2 separate regions of the Homo sapiens genome follow, and region 2 is linked to region 1. A link is an interaction called in ENCODE POLR2A ChIA-PET data of the cell type or tissue named here. Cell type or tissue: Panc1. All regions are shown on one strand. Each heading gives the region's core, and the rest is flanking DNA. Links, peaks and the distances in the headings are about the cores only. Region 1 has its middle 71 kb from the start of DUSP6. Region 2 holds the start of LOC105369889 (a long non-coding RNA gene).

Region 1 (9,701 bases), core at 988-8,987:
CTACAGGCCAGTGTAGGTTTAAATATTGGCTGGCTAAACAATTTCTTCCTCTTCCTTTTTTAAAGTTAATGTAGACACATGGAATAGGCAGTATACCTACACTCTAGAAGACATGAACTTCTGGACTACCCAACCAGAGTTTGATAGCTAAAAAGGACAGTAGAGATCCTCTAGTTTAATCTTTCCTTTGTACAGATGAAGCAGGATGTGATTATAAAAATTAATTGGGGTGATCAGATTCTATAAGTTTACAAGTGAGTTGAACTATGCAACCAGCGAAAATTGCATGTTGTAAAGTGTGGTTGCAGAAATTTTAATTTCCTGTCTTTTACTATAATAAATTAAGGTTACTTTTCTGAGTGTGATAAATATGAATGCGTGAATGAGAATCAGACCTTCTCATACAACATGTTATTTCACCACAAAATATCATCATATCATCGTGGCCATCTCTCCATCTACTTATTTATTTATTCAATAAATATGTGCTATATGCTAGACAATGTGTTGGTGGTGGTTAAGCCTGCAGAAGAAATAGTATAGATACAGTCTCTGTTCTCATGTGTGACATTTTTGATCAAAGGGGGGACACAGATCCTTATACAGTGTTCCATTGATTCTAAGGCACATATTTTCCCCCTATATTTTAATGTCTCTGACATCAGTATACATCCTAAAATTGAAAGAGTGTTATAGCTTTATTGACACCCCCTTTTTTCTTTTGGTGTGTCATATAGTGGCTTGTTTAACAATTGCTGGCATCTTCAATTCTATGTGATACTGAATATATGCATTATGGCAAATACTACTAAAAAAAGTGTTTTGAGAGAGACTAACAGGGGACCTGCTTTAACTAGTTGGTGTGGAAAGCCCTCTGGACAAGATGATGTGTAAGTTTGAAGAAAGAGAAGGCCCCGGTTGAGTGAAAGAGGTGACAAGAGCATGGTAGAAAGAGAAAATAGATTTTGTGCATGACTGTGTGGGGGACTGTTGGTCTGTCTGAGGAATAAATGGAAGGCCAGTGTTGCTGGACCATAGCGAGCAATAGGGCCTTTCAAGAAGCCCAATTCTTTTAGCTTCTTGCAAACATTTATTCTGGAAAGACCTTTTTCAGATCAGCTGTATTGAATGCATTTTTTTCTGTGTGTGTGTATCAGTCATGTATGATGGAGTAAAAGCCATCATTGGTCTGTCACTGCTTGGGAAAATCAGTCCAAATTTGACCTTTTTATTAAAATGATTTTTAACCTAAGTGTTAGGAATGCATGCAATTATAATTGAGCTGAGATACTTGGCTTTTTTTGGAATTATGTAACAAGGAAATCTTTTCTCCTATTTTGGCTTTATTCTTCTTTGATATCTTGCTATTTTAAACCAAGTACAATAGACCTTTTATAACTGAAACTCTTTAAGGTGAAGATTTATTGAAATTTTATGATTTTAACAGAAAAGTAATTTTGCTTGAAAACATACACATATAAGATAAAGTGTTAACAAAATGTGGTGGTTATGTTGCAGCAGCTGTAATTCACAGAAGCTCAATTGTGATGAGCAATACTCTTCTGTATAAAAATAAAAAGCAAAAAAGTAACAAATACAATGACATATAGATAAATATAAATATTTAAAAAATCCAAAGCTTTGAACATGGTTTGAATTTTTAAGTAGGGATACATATCCCCTGTAGCATGACTTAAAATTATTGGCAAATTGTTAACTGCTAATATCTCACGGATGAATAGCTACATATAGTCAAAGAGGAAAATCCATATTAATGAAGTTTTTTTTTTTTTTTTTTCGAGATGGAGTCTCGCTTTGTTGCCCAGGCTGGAGTGCAATGGAGTGATCTCAGCTCACTGCAACCCCTCTGCCTCCTGGGTTCAAATGATTCTCCTACCTCAGCCTCCCTAGTAGCTGGGACTATAGGCATGCGCCACCATGCCCAGCTAATTTTGTATTTTTAGTAGGGTGGGGTTTCACCAGGTTGGCCAGGCTGGTCTTGAACTCCTGCCTTCAAGTGATCTGCCTGCCTCGGCCTCCCAAAGTGCTAGGATTGCAGGCATGAACAACCATGCCAGGCCTTAATGAAGTTTTTATTGTAAAAAATTTTGTATCCTTCTCTAATATAAATTACATACGTTCTTCCTTTATGTGTAACCTAACAACCATTAGTTTATCTCAGGCACATTTTAATAGATGTCTAAAAACCTAAAGAAAAAATACTTTTTCAATAATCAGATTTAAGGAACATTTCTCAAAAAGAACCACAAAGTATTGTATTACTTATTATATTTTGAAGATTGATTTTGACTTTTTTTATACTACCAACAAGAACAAAATCTCCATTAAAATATGTGTAAAATATTTTTTCACCATCTTATCATTTTTTTCATGATTGTCTTCCAGTCATCTGTTTTGTGTTCCCATTTTACTTTGCTAAAGGTAATTTTATATAGGCTTTTCTGAATGATGCACCCACTTTAAAATCTGGGTGCATATTTGCATGAAAGCATTTACAGAAAATAAAGACAATCCTATGATGGGTAGAAATCACTGAGATCTTTAATAAAAACAGTGCGGTTTCTTAAGAGAGTGATTCGTTGCCAAATTAGAAAGAGATGGGGTTGTATCTAACATGAATGCGTTCTATGCTGAGAGTATTGAGAAGAAATGGTACTCATCAAGTTCTAACAGTGTTTAGAAACTAGAGGTAAGCCCCACTGTTTCCCAGGAAGTGCAGTAGTTTAAATGAAAACTCCTCCATACTGCTGGGACTTAATTCACCACACATGGTGGAGAATGTGAGCTAAAGAACTCAGTGGAATACATTCAGTTCCTCTAAGTGAGAAGTCATCCAACTTAAACAGGAAAGAGCAAAATGTGAATGCTAGAGGATGGAACAAAATTGTTGTAATTTCTAAGGTGAAAATACTTACCTTTGTATTTTCTTTAGATTTTCATATAGAGATGGAAAAAGCAACAAAGGACAACTGAAAAAATTGCACTTAAAGTAAAACAGGGAAAAGTTTAAAAATAGAACTATGACAATTAAATGGAAAAATGATTCCTGAAATTTTATTTTTTATAATTAATGCTTAGTTCAATTAGCAATGATGGGTATGTTTTGCTTAGTGCGCATTAACCACGTAAAACCCTCATGTAACCATAATATTCATCAATCACGACTATGCTGTTAGATTTATAATCAAATTAGCTGTTTAATTAAAAAACATGAGTGTTTTTCATTGGGTGATATTAGCATTCTGAAATGGTGTTAATAGGCCTGGAGAAACAAAACATTTAAAAAAGAGATTCAAATGAGAATAGCAAAAGCTAATAAAGTGTTAAGGTGACAAAAAACTACTCATACAGAATAATCTACTACTATGATGGAGGTTTTATAGATGCAAGATACATATTCACACATATATTTAACATTTTTCCCTTTGGTAGGTAGAAGATGAAGTAGAATACCAACATAAGAGCAATATGACTGGTTTCCAGTCTTTGATCTGCCACTAGTTTGTGACCATAGGAAAACCATCTTAACTTTTTTTCTGAACCTCTGTTGTTTTCATTTAAAAGAATGGAGAAGTGTTACAGCTCTTTTAAAATTTATCTAACAGGTTTTCTGTTTTTTAACTAGAAAACTCCCCATGGGAAAAAAAAATAGCGAGGAATCATATTTTCCCAGACAATTTCTTATGAGAGCCAGATAAGATTATGCATATCAGCTCATGGTAAAAGGCAGTAAACCAATATCAATTAAGAAATAATTTAGGGTTGGGTGCAGTGGCTCACACCTGTAATCCCAGCACTTTGGAAGGCTCAAGAGGGTGGGTTACTTGAGCCCAGGAGTTTGAGACCAGCCTGGGCAACAAGGCGAAACCTTTTCTCTACAAAAAATACAAAAATTAGCCAGGTGTGGTGGTGTGCACCTGTAGTCCCAGTGACCTGGTAGGCTGAGGTGGGAGGATGACCTGAGCCTGGGAGGTTGAGGCTGCAATGGGCCGTGATCGCGCCACTGCACTCCAGTCCGCCTTTCTTTTTGGGTCTCAGTGATCTATTGAAAACTCTGTTGTTCATATTGTCCTTTCCAAAAGATGGTGACTAAATCATTTAAGTTAGACAGCCAAGATTTAGCTCTGAGAACTAATTTTGGCTTATTGTACTCAACATATTTAAGACTGTCAGCAGTTTTTGTTCTCTCCAATGTTTAATAAGGTCAGGAGTTTAAAAAGAGAGCAATTTTCTTGATAAAGTTTTTCCTTCTTTTCCCTTTGGGAAACATCACTGTGCCTAACTGCTTTAATGCTGAAGTTGGCAGGGCTTGCAGGTTGGGAGCAAACAATAAAAAGTCCCTCGCTGAGACAGACTGTATGGAATGAATGCCCTGGGGAACTATACCCCTGCCCAACCCCCTCTGACCCCCCCAACTCAAAGGCCAGATGGGCTCTAGACAAACCCTGGGAGTGTGGGCAGTCTGGGGTAGTGGAGGCCAGCTGCTGTTCTAGGAAATTCCCTCTCTGAAAGACACATGGGAACCCTGTTTTGGTATCCAGAACAGTGCTGAAATGGTCAGAAATAGGACTAAAGTTGGTGGACTTTGCGTATGTACAGACAGAAACATCCTGCTTTCCAAAGAGCTGAACGCTGAGGGTCATTTATCTGTGGGATTCAGGGTACACTAAAGGTTTCTAGTTGAATTGGTTCTCATAACTTTTGTTGCATGTCTTACCTTTATGAAAAAGGCCTTTTCCAACAAGCTTATTTCATTGAAGTGTTATTGTCAGTCAGCTGAGCACGATGGAATGAATTTTGTTTGTTGTAAGGGCAAAGAAGCAGGCTAAAGAGGATGTGGTGAAAGATTCTACTTCCTGTCTATTCAAAGGATGTGAATAGACAGTTTACATAACAGAAAATTCAGTAGGCTCACATATGGTAAATCATACAGCTTTGTTTGCAAATAACAAAATACACATTAAAAAAGTTATAGCGTCTTTGAAAACCTATTAAACTCACAAAAATAAACAGAACCCCAAAATTCAATTATTTCTTGTGAGCAATGTGTCCAGGTTGTATGCTATGGTGAAAAGAATGCTGCATTTGGAATGCGAAGACTTAAATGTAACACAAACTGTGAGCAAGTTATTTACTTTTCTGAAGCTCAATTATTTTCTCATCTATAAAGGGTGGATAATAATATCTATCAACCTTATGAAGTTTATAACAGATTCATATAGGTGAATGGAAGAAATTTTCAAATGGCAAAGCACTGTATAAATATGTTTTTGTGTTTTTAATCAACAAATTAATAAGAGAAGTGACAAATTTTAGTTACTTATCCTTTTCAGAAGCATGTGGAATACAATTTATGAATGCACTAATTGTGTTTAGCAATTTCCCTTTTAGACACTGATGATGAACTAGCTAAATAAACCGTCTCAAAATGTGGGAATTACTTTTTAAAAATTACAATGTTGTGGGCTCTATCAGTACACTGACATTAAACTCAGATTTCACTGAGTTTATTTTGTTGGGTGATTTCATCAATGTTAACATAATTTAATCCACAAAATAATCATAAGTGGTAGATGTTATTCTTTCCATTTTAAAAATAGGAAACTAAAAGTCACCCAAGTTCTTAGTTGACTGATGCTTACATAAAATGATATTGAGTTGAAAAAAACTAAAAACAAAATGGTGTATGTGCATTTTACTTAACATTATATATGAATATGAGGACCTTAATGAATGGAAGACAATTTGAAGAAATACAAATATTTAGACCTAAGTACCTAAACACTTTTTATCTTAATTCTTTTTTAATTCTAAGAAAAAAGTGATTTTGTATCCTGGAACTTTGCTGAAATTGTTTGTGACAACTAGGAGTCTTTTGGAGGAATCTTTAGGGTTTTTTAGATATAGAATCATATTGCCAGAGAATAGGGATAAATTGACTTTCTCTTTTCCTATTTGGATGTCTTTCATCTCTTTCTCTTGCCAGATTGCTCTGGCTAGGACTTCCAGTACTATGTTGAATAAGAGTGGACATCTTTGTTTTGTTGTGGTTCCCATTACTGGTGAACTGAATTTTTAAAAATGTGCTATATATACACCATGGAGTACTATGCAGCAATAAAAAAGAATAAAATCATGTCCTTTGCAGCATCATGGTTGCAGCTGAAGGCCATTATTTTAAGTGAATTAATGCAGGAACAGAAAATCAAATACCGCACGTTCTAACTTGTAAGAGGGAGCTAAACAATCAGTACACATGAGCATAAAAATGAAAACAGACACTGGGGACTCGAAAAACAGTGGAGGGGGAAAGGGTTGGAAAACTACTTATTGGGTACTACGTTTACTATTTGGGTGATTGGTTAAATAAAAGCCTATACCCAGCATTACACAACGTATCTATGTAATAAACCTACAAATGTACCTCCTGAATCTAAAATTTAAAAAACATTCTGAGAAAAAAAATAATATCCTCCCAGGAAATTTTGTTGGTATGATTAAAACAAAACAAAGCACCATTACCCAAGGGAAAATCAGTTTAAAAATCATTTAAACTCTGAAAGATACTATTATAACTTAATAACAAACGAATCTTAGTACAAACAGAGACACTATGACCCAAACCAACGCTTGGGGGCAAGGGGAGTTCAGACTATAACCTCACTAAAAACTATAAGAAAAATGGCACTGATGAATAATAACTCACTTATCATCCCCCAACAAAGACAGGAACACAACCCCGGGGCATTTTCCTGTGTCAATTAACAGTTAATATGTTATCTGCTCAGTGACATTAAGATGTGATTCTCAAAACCTTTTACAAAGACATTGGCTTTGATGAGTGACAGACAACAAGCCCCGGCAGGCTGGTGAAAGGAAATTCAATTATATCGCTTCTAAATTGTGCATCCTCTGGGTTTAACTCAGAGATGCAAATACCAAAGAATAAAACTCGACCCTAGATTTCCTTTCGGAAATGCTGAGTGATTTCACAATTTTGTCCTTGCTAGAGAGGGGCATGCTTCTGGGCAATCAGGTGGTACAACCCGCAGGACAGTGAATGCCGTTGAATAAGGAGTGTGAGGGCTGGCATTTACTGTTTAAGAGGCATTTCAAAGAGTGGCAAATCACTTAGGGCCTCGATAATTCTACACATAATAGAACAAGGGTAGAGATGGCTTTTGTCTATGAAATAATTCAAGAAACAGCTGTTTTCCTTATTTATTCAAGTAGACTGGTTTCCAAGATTGGGGTTCATGCATCTCAGAGATTGGCTACAGACAATCATCTGGGGTCTAGAGAGAAAATACCAGAACTATTATATTATTTATTTTTGTCTGAAAATGTAAGAAAGAGATTAAGCTTCCTAGCACGTATGGAACGGCCTAGTGCTGACATACCCCAGCACTCTTTGTAGGTCTGTATTTTAGACTGTCTTGTATCTTGAACAGTGTGGGAGTTTGCCTGAGAGGGAAATGGAGTTCCACAAGGTGGAGGTAGGGAGGGGACCATTAGTTCCACCTTTTTATTGGCTTTCAGAGTTTCAAAGTAGGGCTTAGTAAGTGGCTTTACAGATTACACTATCTCGTTTTAACGAAATGTATGCTCACCACATAGACAAGTAGCTAGAAAATGGCTCTTGCAGAGAAACTGCAGATTTAAAAAACCTAATAATGTAAGAACAAATGTACAATTCCATCGTAGAGGTGGCTTTTTGCTTACTTTGCCATGTGACAAGAGAAAAGCAATGAGCGAGCCAGATCTATTAAGAATTAACATAACTTTTTTTTCATTGATCAAGAATATTATTGAGCATGTGGATTCACACAATTGTTAATGAGGGTCCTCACTCCAAGTTTCTATTTATATTGAGTATTCTGTGGCTTTGGTACTTACCTCTTTCAGCTATGATAGCTCTGTGTGTTTGCTGGGGCTGCTATAACAAGGTGCCACAGACTGGGTGGTTTAAACAAAAGAAATTTATTTCCTTACAGTTCTGGAGGCTGGAAGTCTGAGATCATGTTGTCAGCATGATTTTTTCTTCTGTGGCTTCTCTTCCTGGATTGTAGATGGCCACTGTCACCCTCTGTCTTCATGTGGTCTTTCCTCTGTGTGCATGCATGTCTGTGTCCAAATTTCCTCTTTATAAGGAAACCAGTCATATCGGATTAGGGCCCATTCTAAAGACCTTATTTTAACGTAATTAACTCCTTAAAACCTTATTTCCAAATATGTTTTCATTCTGAGTTACTGAGGATTAAAATGTTAACATGCAAATTTGTGGGCGGGGGATGGGGGCAGAAAATTTAGCCCATTACAATGGCCATTAACATTGCCTATTAAACTAAACTTATAAACAGACTTTTAAATCACTAATCACAATTTTAACGCAGGACTTTAAAAAGAATCATATTTTGAAAAGTTTTGTGCCAATAATGAATACAAATTATTAAAACGTATTCTATTCCATCGTGACCTCATCCTTTAGAAACTTTTGGTTTAGATGTATGTTCTATAATAGAATAATATATTGCCATTAATTCCTTAATTTAACAGACACCTATGAAGTGCTTGTCAAGTGCAGGTACTCTGTTTTAGGCACCTGAGATGCATCAGGGAAAAAATTTGCCCTCGTGGAGCTTACATTCTAGTAGGCAAGAGACTGATGATGAATCATAGCACAATAGTTAAGACTGAAGGACTTATCTCTAGCTGCTAGGAGTGTTGCCAAATGACAGCCCTCGTCTGTTAGCCCTCTTTGGGAATTGCCTTTGGATGAAGAGAGCTACCTCATGAAAGGTCATGTACTCTTGCCAGCACAGCCTGCATCCAAAGTCTGGTCACTCCAGAGGTAAAAAGGTCCACATGACTGGAACCATCTGGGTAGCTCTGAAGGGCCATCCTAGTTGGAGAGCTCCCTGTGGGGTTGGTTGAGAACTTTCTTCAGACTCAATCATAGCCCAACACTTTCCCTGAGGGTTACTCATATTATATTTATCATATTATATTATTATATTATGTTATATTATTATTCTATATTATATTACATTACATTACATTCTAATGTTTTACTGTCTTATTAACTGTTTGTCTCCCTTACTAGAAGCAACCTCCGTGAGAGCAGGTACTTAGTCTCCTTTGTTCACTGCTCTGCCCACAGCTCCCAGAACAATGCCTGGAAAGTATTAGTTCTCTAATAAATATTTGTTAAATCAGTGAACAAATCTGCAAAGTGAGAATAAAAGTAGGACTGACCTTACAAGACTAAATTGTGATAATCCATGTGCAGTCTTAATGCAGTGCTTGGCTTTGCAATAAGTGCTTTAAAAAAGTTGGTAATTATTATGCTTATTTCAAAGATGACTTTATCATTTCCTATTTTTAAAAAGCCAGTATTTCAACTCTATTTGTTCAGGTGTTAATTAATTAGACCTTTATTGCCAAGCACTACTTTAGGAGCTGGAGCTACAAAAAGTGTAAGAAACATCCGCTGCCCTTAAAGAGGATCCAGTTCACTTGCAGGGTCACAGGTAACATGTCATTAGTTATTTCATATTTTTCCACTTAGAAGCTAGCTTCTTTTGCATATTCTTTCCTTTTCCAAATACTCTAAGATGTGAATCTTATTACCTGTTTTCCAGTGACTTTTTTCTTCTTCAATTATTTGGGCAATACTTTCC
Region 2 (9,701 bases), core at 623-8,622, 150 kb before region 1:
GAGGGATTCATGAGAATTAGAGAAGATATAACAATTAAAGCAGTTATTGGAGTGATGCAGCCATGGGCTAAGGAATGTGGACAGCCTCTAGAAGCTGGAAAGGCAAGGAATGGATTCTCTCCTAGAGCCTTCAGAAGGAATGCAGCTTACTGACACCTTGTTTTTAGCCCCGTTAATCCTGTTTTGGACTTGCAATCTCCAAAACTATAAGATAATAAATCTATGTTGTTTTAAACCACTAAGTTTGTGGTAATTTGTTACAGCAGCAGTAGGAAATGAACACAGTCCTGTATCTCTGGCACCTGGAATTTTGCCTGGCACATAGGTGCTAAATAAAATAATTTTGCTTGAACAATTGGCATATATTCATTATCTTAGATCTTATGTAGAGATTATTGAAGTTTCCAATCCCTACTCTAAATTTTATCATTGAAAATAAATGATATAGTCTTTCTTTGAAAAATATTTGCTTTTATTTTTGTCCAAGGCAAAAGGCTTTTTTTGTTGTTATTCTAGTCTATTTCAGGCAGACGTTTTATACATACGTGTGTGTGTGCATGTGCGTGTGTGTGTGTGTGTGTGTGTAGTGATTTAAAAATCTCAGAACATCAGGAATAAAAAGGGCTTTAAAAGGCATTCAATTGAATTTCCTGATTTGATGTTTGTATATCTTTCACAATATCTCTGACAAATGACCTTCCCAAGTCTATTTTAGAACCTTCAATAATGGGAAACACTTTGGCTTAGATATTTTCTGCCTTTTATCTGTTTTCTTCTCTACTTACAGAATTAAACCAAGAGTAGAAATGTTAGTTGTAAACCAAAACTAACTTATTTTAACCAACTGATTGAATGTATATCTAAAGTTCAAGTCACTGATTATCTTTACATGTGAAATGCCTACTTTTGCACTCACATTTGTTAGAAAAATCCATCTGTTATTCAGCCAGAAGCTATCAAGTATGCCTTTAGGGGATAAAAATCTACCAGTGATTTGAAGTTAGATAATATATGCTTACATTGCTTCCTCACTGTACCTCTGAGAAGGCATTTAAGATTGTAATTTTTAATAGAAAATGGCATTAGTTTAACTTTGGGGGGTAATATTTCTCTTCAAATACTATCAAATTGCTAATATTTAATTTTTTGTGATTGGCTCAGCTGATGCAGGACAGTCCATTAAATTCAGTTCAACCAATGTGGAGCTTTGTCTGTGTCTCATGTGCTATGCCAAGCACCTGAGATGATAAAGTTACTGACCCCACATGAGGGGTTCATAATCTAATGGGGAATACGGATATGTAAACACAAATATAATAAGGAGTGAGAAATCCTCTACTGATGGCACGAAGTCTTGTGGGAGTGAAATGGCACTAGTGATTAATTCTGACTCGCCAGCCCAGAGGGTGGGTGGTGGAAAGGGTGGTGGTAGAAGGAGAGAAGAGGAAAGGAGGAAGGGGAGTAGATATAATGTATGAACTTTCGCACGTAGTTGAGCACCACAGTATCTTGAATATTCCTTTGTTAATTATGTAAATAATAATAGTTTAGATGTGTGGACCATGGTTATGTTGTTGAATGGTTAATTTTCTAATAAAAATGTGTTTGGCAATGCGAAAATTTTCAGTTTTCATTGATGCATTAAAATAATTCATCCTCAAAAATAAGTGACAAATGAAGATGTATGCATTAGAATTAACCATGGTATTTAAAGAACCTTTTAAGAGTCATTTGTCCCCAGGATGTGATATGTTTTGTATTCAGTTCTCAGGACTTTCGTAGTTCTTTGCATCAGTCAGATCTGTATCTTTTACTCCATTTCATTTGTTCAGGTGAAAAGTGAGTCCTTTTGACCTATATAGATAAGGATTTCTCAGCCCTTAGATTCATTCTTTGCCCTTGGTGAGGCTGCATTTCCCATCTTCAAGATGGCAACCATGGGGTTATCCAAAGAAGAACTTAAGAATAGTGATTGCCCTGCCATCCTTTTTGATAAAGTACTTCCCCAGAGTATTGTAAGCTCCATGAAGGAAGATACCATGTCTGACTTGTTCTTTGCTATAGCTCTAATGCCTACCATAGGAGGTCCTTATTTGTAGGATCAATCAATGATTGTATTACTATTGCTTCACTGTATCACACAATGTTAGCAATAGAAGTAAGAGGTGGGAAATGAGAACATGATATAATTTCTTCTTTTTATGAACTACCAAAGCATTTGTTTTTTCTGCAGTCTTGCAATCATGTGTTTGCTTATGTTCTGTCTGCTTGTTTATTTCCTGCTCATTCAGCAGTGCCAGAGATGAGCCAGGCATTGTGGGGGATTTGGGCCCTGCCTGGTCTGAATTCTCTCATCGCAACAGGGAATCCTTGAGAGCGGGCATCATACCATACGTACATTTATCATTGTATGATAGTATGTATAGATAGATGCTCAGTAAGTATTTACTCAGAACTGAATATTAGCACCTTTGAAATAGGAGAGTATCTCAATGTGCTGAGAGAAGCAGGTACTACAGACTCACTTGCTGGACTTCTATCAGCCAGGAATCTTAAACACCATGTTTTTCCCTTTGTACCTTTTTAAAAAATACTTATGAATGGAATGTATTGAACCTCCCCCATGCTGTGCATCTCACTTTTCTCCTGTACAAACAGGATGTAAAGACAGGGTTAGTTGGTAGAAAGCTATCTGCTAATACCTAGGTTTCAATACCTTTGAGAGACAAAGAGAGATGTCAGTTGGCTAATGTTGTAGGATGGAGAGCTGGCACCCTTTTTTCTCTCTGCACATATGCTTTTCCCTTTTTTCTTTCATTTCCATATGTCATATGATAATAATATATTTTTTGCTTGTGCCAAACAAGAAAACCTATTGGAGCTCTTTTATTGCTTAGATTGTCTATGGTCTTAAATCATCTTTGCCAATTTTCCTATTGTCCTTTCTATACTAACGACCTTGACTGCAAACCTCCAGAGTTCAATGAATGATTGGGGCCTTTTTCCAAGAAGGTCTGAAGCTGTTATTACAATATGATTAATAATATTTGTGGCCATGTATGTACATACTTAGATATGTTGTGATCCATATTTTTTCAAAAAAACTGTCTTGGTTATAGATAATTTGGTTTCCACCTGTGAGAGCAATAATAAAATCTGCATACAGCCGGGCTCAGTGGCTCACTCCTGTAATCCCAGCACTTTGGGAGGCCGAGGCGGGCAGATCACGAGGTCAGGAGATCGAGACCATCCTGGCTAACATGGTGAAACCCCGTCTCTACTGAAAATACAAAAAAGTAGCTGGAGGTGGTGGTGGGCACCTGTAGTCCCAGCTACTCGGGAGGCTGAGGCAGGAGAATGGTGTGAACCCAGGAAGCAGAGCTTGCAGTGAGCTGAGATTGCGCCACTGCACTCCAGCCTGGGCAACAGAATGAGACTCCATCTCAAAAAAAAAAATCTGTATACAAGTGGTTAACATTTTCTAAAATATTCAAGCTTCTGCTAAGTACTAGAAATGATCCAAGGGATACAGTGATGAGAAGAGTAAACATAGTAGTCTAGTGAGGGAGACAGACAATAGACAAGCAGCAAATACATAAATACAAATTCTGGTCAGTTACAGAGGAAAGCATCAGGATGCCATGCTGGAGAATGAAAGGTCCAGCTTCAGTAGGGTAGTCAGGGCAGGGACTGCATTTCTGAAGATGGGACAGTTAAGCTGAAATTTGGAGGTCAAGAAGGATGCAGTCATGCTAGGATGGCAGAGAAAGCCATTGCAGGCAGAGCAGAAGCAATGTTTTTTGTTTGTTTGTTGGTTTGTTTTTTAAAGCCTGTTCTTTGAGCAGGAACTATTTGTTTGGGGGTGAGGATGGTTGTGGAGCATGGACATCCATATTTTGTTCCCAGTGAATGAGGTCTAGGATCAGGAATGTAGACTATGATCATGAGTCAAGATTTCTTAGAGAATCCTTTGTATTTCCATACTCACCTCTACAGTGCTCCCATTTTAGTCCTTGCTGTCAGCTCAGTAGCTGCAGACCCATGTAGATAAGTGCTGTATGTTGTCTTCCTAGTTCCTTTAGCTCAGAGCATGAATAGGTGGTTGGTCCATAGATGCTTCTAAGTATGACTGAATAGCATTAAAAATCCTTTATGTTAACTTGATCTTTCAGAATCTGTGATTGTTAGGAGCCTTTCTTCTGGACGTTTTCAGTACAGTTTTAGCTTTTCTCTGTCATAAGGAGTTGAGTAACTCGAAGTGATACTAATAGGATCGTTTTGAGGATGTGGTTTTGTTTTGTTTTGTTTTGTTTTTAAGAGACAGAGTTTCTCACTCTGTAGCCCAGGCTGGAGTGCAGTGGTGCCATCATAGCTCACTGCAGCCTCAAACTCTTGGGCTCAAGCCATTCTCCAGCCTCAGCCTCCTGAGTAGCTAGAACTACAGGCACACACTAGCATGCCTGTCTAAGTTTTTTATTTTTTTATTTTTTGTAGAGATGGGGTCTCCTTATGTTGCCCAGGCTGATCTCAAACTCTTGGCCTCAAGCAATCCTCCCATTTTCGTCTCTTAACACTTTGGGATTACAGGCATGAACCACTATGCCCTGCCCTTTATGATCCATTTTGAGTTAATTTTGTAGATGGTGTGAGGTAGAGACCCAAATTCATTGTTTTGAATGTGGATATTGGGTTTTCCTCACGCCATTTGTTAAAAAGATAATTCTTTCCAGATTAAATTGTCTTGGCAACCTTGTCAAAAATCAACTGACCATAAATGGAAGGGTTTATTTCTGCACTCTCAGTTTTGTTTCTTTGATTTATATGTCTATTCTTATGTCAGTGCCACACTGTCTTAATTACTATAGTTTTACAATAAGTTTGGAAATTTGGAAGTATGAGTCCTTCACATTTTTTTCATCAATATTATTTTAGCTGTTATGGGTTTCTTGCATTTCCATATGAGTTTTAGGATCAGCTTATCAACCTCTGCAAAAAAGACAAATGGGATTTTGATAGGGTTTGCACTGAATCTGCATATCAATGTGGGGAGTATTGCCATCTTAATAATATTAAGGTTTTTGATTCATAAATTTGGGATATGGGATGTTTATTTGTTTAGATCTTTTATTTCTTTCAATGATGGTTTGTATAATAGTTTCCAGTACACAAGTCTTACATTTCTTTTTTTTTTTTTTTGAAACATGGCCTTGGTCTGTCACCCAGGCTGGAGTAAAGTGGCGTGATCTTGGCTCACTGCAACGTCTGTCTCCCAGGTTCAAGTGATTCTTTTGCCTCAGCCTCCCAAGTAGCTGGGATTACAGGCGTGTACCACCACACCTGGCTAATTTTTGTATTTTTAGTAGAGACTTTCACCATGTTGGCCAGGCTGGTCTCAAACTCCTGGCCTCAGGTGATCCGCCCACCTTGGCCTCCCAAAGTGCTGGGATTACAGGCTTGAGCCACCACACCCAGCCTTACATTTCTTTTGTTAACTTTTTTCATAAATATTTTTTATGCTATTCCATTGTAAATGGAATTATTTTCTTAATTTTATTTTTGGATTGTTCATTGCCATATGGAGGACTTTCTGTTTTTCTCTTGTGGTAACATATACATAATGTAAAATTTATCATTTTAACCATTCTTAAGTATACAATTCACTGGCATTAAGTATATTCACAGTATTCAGTGTTTTATAACCATCATCACTATCTATTTCCAGAATTTTGTCATCATTCCAAGTAGAAACTCTGTACTCATTGAGCAATAACTCCCCATTACCCCTACCTCCAGCCCCTGGTAACCTCTACTGTACTTTTTGTCTCTAGGAATTTACCTATTCTAGGCACCTCATATAAGTGCAGTCACATAGTCTTTGTCCTTTTGTGTCTGGCTCATTTTACTTAGCATGTTTTCAAGATGTATCCATGTTATAACATGTATCAGAATTCCATTCCTTTTTATGGCTGAATTATATTTCATTGTATGTTTATACCACATTTTGTGTATACGTTCATCTATCGTTGTTTCTAGCTTTTGGCTATTGTGAATAATGTTGCTATGAACATTGCTGTACAAGTATCCAGTTGAGTCCCTGCTTTCAGAGTTCTCCTGGATGTATACGTAGGAGTAGAATTGCTGGATCATATGGTAATTTTATGTTTAATTTTGGGGGTAACTAACAGCCAAACTATTTTCCAAAGCAGCTGAACCATTTTACATTCCTACTAGCAATGGACAAGTGTTTCAGTTTCTCCACATTCTCACCAACACTTGTTATTTTTCATTTTTTTGATAATAGTCACCCTAATAGATGTGAATATTGTTTTTAAATTAAGAATTAAACTGCATCTAACAATCTTTTTAATGGTAGATCCCTCAGATCAGTGTATGGAAAGTGTGTTTCATTGAAAAGAAAGTCAAGGAAATTGTCTCTATTCACTGTTAGCTTTGTTTCCTTATTATAAGAATTATAATAATTCCTTATTTAATTATAGTAATTTCCATAACTTATTATAGTTGGGGATAAATCTTCAATGTAAGCCTGGGCTTTTTAGAAGAGGAATATTTTAAACTTTTATATATATCATTTTAAAGTTTGGAAAATATAACTCTTCCTACATTTTCTGTGACATTAAAGACAACAGAAACCAGTGGTAGGACTCTGCCAGACAAGGGTGAAGAGGCCTGTGGATATTTCTTGAACCCTTCCTTAATGTCACCAGAATGTTTGCCAACAACCACGAAAAAGAAAACAGAAGACATGAGTGACCTCCCCTGTGAAAGTCAAAGGAGCATACCTCTCGCTGTGACTGATGCTTTAGAGCATATTATGGAACAACTCAATGTTTTGACACAGGTGGGCATGACACAGGTTGCATGAGTTGCACTTGGGGGTAAAATACACAAAACAATTCTGGATACAGCAAGTTGCAGAACTAGCAGAGCAGGGGAGATTTCTCTATACTAGCAAAGCAAACTCAAGGTGGCAATGCCCTAAACAAGATCTTGTAGAGATAAGCTCAGAGCCTATGCATTTGTGTGCACACGTGCACACACACACACACTCACACAGCTTAAGCCATTTGTAAGAAAATATTTAGAGCCATAAGAAAAATGTATTGGGAGTAACCATTTCTGGTTAGTATGAAATATTGCTAATGTTTATAGTTTTTTACTTTGAAAATGTTCTCACTGTCCAGTATTTAACTTCTCTTATCCCAAAGCCTCTTACCTTGATGCAGTGATCTTCCAGGCATGATGGTTTTGCATTCCCATGTTAGAATATTATCCACTTTTTTGAGGCCAGTTTACCTTTGCAAAGAAAAATACAATGCATCTTAAATAATATACCAAAATTCTTGGTTACAAGGTACAGACATAATTTAAGGGAAGTGGTATGTTGAAATGCATACACCAAAGGTTTCTCTTCCAACTCTGTTGATTCATTGTTCCCTTTGAATAAGTCTTCTCTTCTTCCTCTTTGATGTGTAGAATGAGAATACTAAATACTAATATTTGTCAGAGTGGACAGTAGCAAGTTATATAAAAAGATGGTAAAATATGAACTACAGAGATGTCAATTGCTTGTCCAGAAAAATATTTCAAATAGAAATAGCTTTTGCATAGAAATCACCCAACTGGTTCTCAACCCTGACTGTACATTATAATCATTAGAGCAGCTAAAAAATGTACATATACCTGGTTTTCACCTCCAGAGAGTCCATTTCCATTGGTCTGGGATAAGCCCCTAGCATCAGTCTTTTAAGAACCCACATATGATTCTGTTTTACAGCCAGTGTTGAAAACCACTAATTTAAGTGAATATTTTTATCCTGTAGTTATCACCTCAGGGCCTTTGGAGGCATCTGACAGATTGTGAGAAAGAGCCATGTGAGAACTTGGAGTCATCATATGATTTGCTCAATGAAAATCATATTAAAAATCACTCACTTTCATTTTGTAATGTTGTACTAGACGTGACTTTCTCTATATTTATCAGACATCTCTTTTCCTTAAAGGCCATTGCCCTCTTCCCTTCATGTCAAATTTAGTTGTAGTTGGTTTGTTTCCCATATTGCCATAACTTCCTCACCTCAACTGTTACCTTTCAACATTGAGTTCTCATTAGGGTCCCTCCGAAGTGAATCCTTCCATTCCCTGTTCTTTCAGTTTCATGACCTATTTCTCCTCCTTTTTACCAGATTCAAAGCTAAATAAATCACTTTAAGCTGTACTGAATTTCTCTATGATTTTTAATTTTTAGGGGATGGATTCATTTTACATATTAAAAAGGTTAGAAGCAGGCACAACACACTTGCAAAAGGGGAGCAGTGAATCTGTGGGCAAGCAGCAAGTAAAATAAATGTGTTCTGATTTACTTTAATTACAGATGACTTAACATCACCTAACTAAGTTGGACGGTGTTTATCGTTACTGAACTATAATTAGAAATAAATTTAAATGAAATTATGTTTTAGATGGTAGACAGATGGAGTTAACCAGTGTTAAAGGTGTTAATAATAAATGTATAAATAACTTCTAGCATTTGGAACTGTGATAATGTATAAAAGTGTCTGAAGGGCTGGGCACAATGGCTCACACCTATAATCCCAGCACTTTGGGCAGCCGAGGCAGAAGGATTGCTTGAGCCCAGGAGTTCAAGACCAACCTGGGCAATATAGTGAGACCCCATTTCTTCTTTTATTCTTTATTATTTAGAGACAGTGTCTCGCTATGTTGCCTAGGCTCGTCTAAAACTCCTGGGCTCAAGCGATTCGCCCAGCTCGGCCTCCCAAAATGCTAAGACCTCATTTCTACAACAACAACAACAGCAACAACAAGTTAATTAGCCGAGCAGGGTGGCACGCACCTATGGTCACAGCTACCCAGGAGACCGAGGTGGGAAGATCACTTGAGCCCACGAGGCAGAGGTTGCAGGGAGCTAAGATCAAGCCATTACACTCCAGCCTGGGTGACAGACTAAGACCCTGTCTCAAAAAAAAGTGTGTAATAAAATGCTTGGCACATAGTAGGCACTCAGTAAATGGTAGACTGTATTAACAGCATCACCATTATTTTTCATTAGTAATGATCTATAGATAATATAAAATATGAAGGCAAAAGCTATTAAATAATATCTTTAAAAATTGGTTGCATTCAAAAGATGATAGGGATTCCATTTTTTTATCTTAAAACTGGTTGACTAAAATACCAAGCAAGTGTCATGCCTTTCCTGTATGAACTCTACCATTAGGTAACCAAATAGTAGATGAGGAAAATGTCTCTTACTTATTAGTTATCCCAACTAACAGAATGTTTTAATAATAGAATTAGAATATCATCATTTGCAAACTCCAGGAATTAATAGATATAGACATTGAGTCACTATGACATTCATGAGAAATGACCAAACATTATTAATCTGCCTTCTAATCAGAGAATAGGCCACCACCTGTAGTCTTTCCAAGGCATGTAACCTGATCAAGCCTTTGGATCCAATAGCCAACTTAGAGAATGTACAGAAGATGGAAGAACAGGCTGAGCTGCACCCTGAGTGTGCAGTTTCTGAGCTTGACAGATGGCCTGAGCTTATCAACAGAGAAATTGTAAAGAAAAGAGAGGGAGAGGGTGGGTACCTGTAGATTAAGAGAGACTTTAAGTGACACATTAATTCTTGACATGCGAAAGAAAATTTTAAT

Evidence for each region. Peaks named below come from ENCODE experiments on the same cell type or tissue, not always from the same donor. Only the 100,000 strongest peaks of a DNase experiment are listed, where the experiment ranks them.
Region 2: POLR2A ChIA-PET joins it to region 1 with 17 read pairs; 2 of 35 experiments call an interaction of 5 or more read pairs at or near these places.

What each region holds. Positions count from the first base shown.
Region 1 is chr12:89,276,177-89,285,877 of GRCh38, reverse strand. It overlaps the pseudogene RNU7-120P. Among named protein-coding and RNA genes, the nearest start is that of DUSP6, 71 kb to the left of the region's middle. In Panc1, for the core only: no CTCF peak of the experiment used is centred there; no DNase peak of the experiment used is centred there.
Region 2 is chr12:89,422,319-89,432,019 of GRCh38, reverse strand. All of the region lies in intron 9 of POC1B-DUSP6 (POC1B-DUSP6 readthrough), which reads left to right. POC1B (POC1 centriolar protein B) reads left to right here. Exons shown (of 12, transcript NM_172240.3): 11 at 6,641-6,859. It overlaps LOC124902981 (a long non-coding RNA gene), which reads right to left. Exons shown (of 2, transcript XR_007063401.1): 2 at 7,234-7,314. LOC105369889 (a long non-coding RNA gene) reads right to left here and starts at 4,238. Exons shown (of 4, transcript NR_189732.1): 1 at 3,989-4,238. In Panc1, for the core only: no CTCF peak of the experiment used is centred there; no DNase peak of the experiment used is centred there.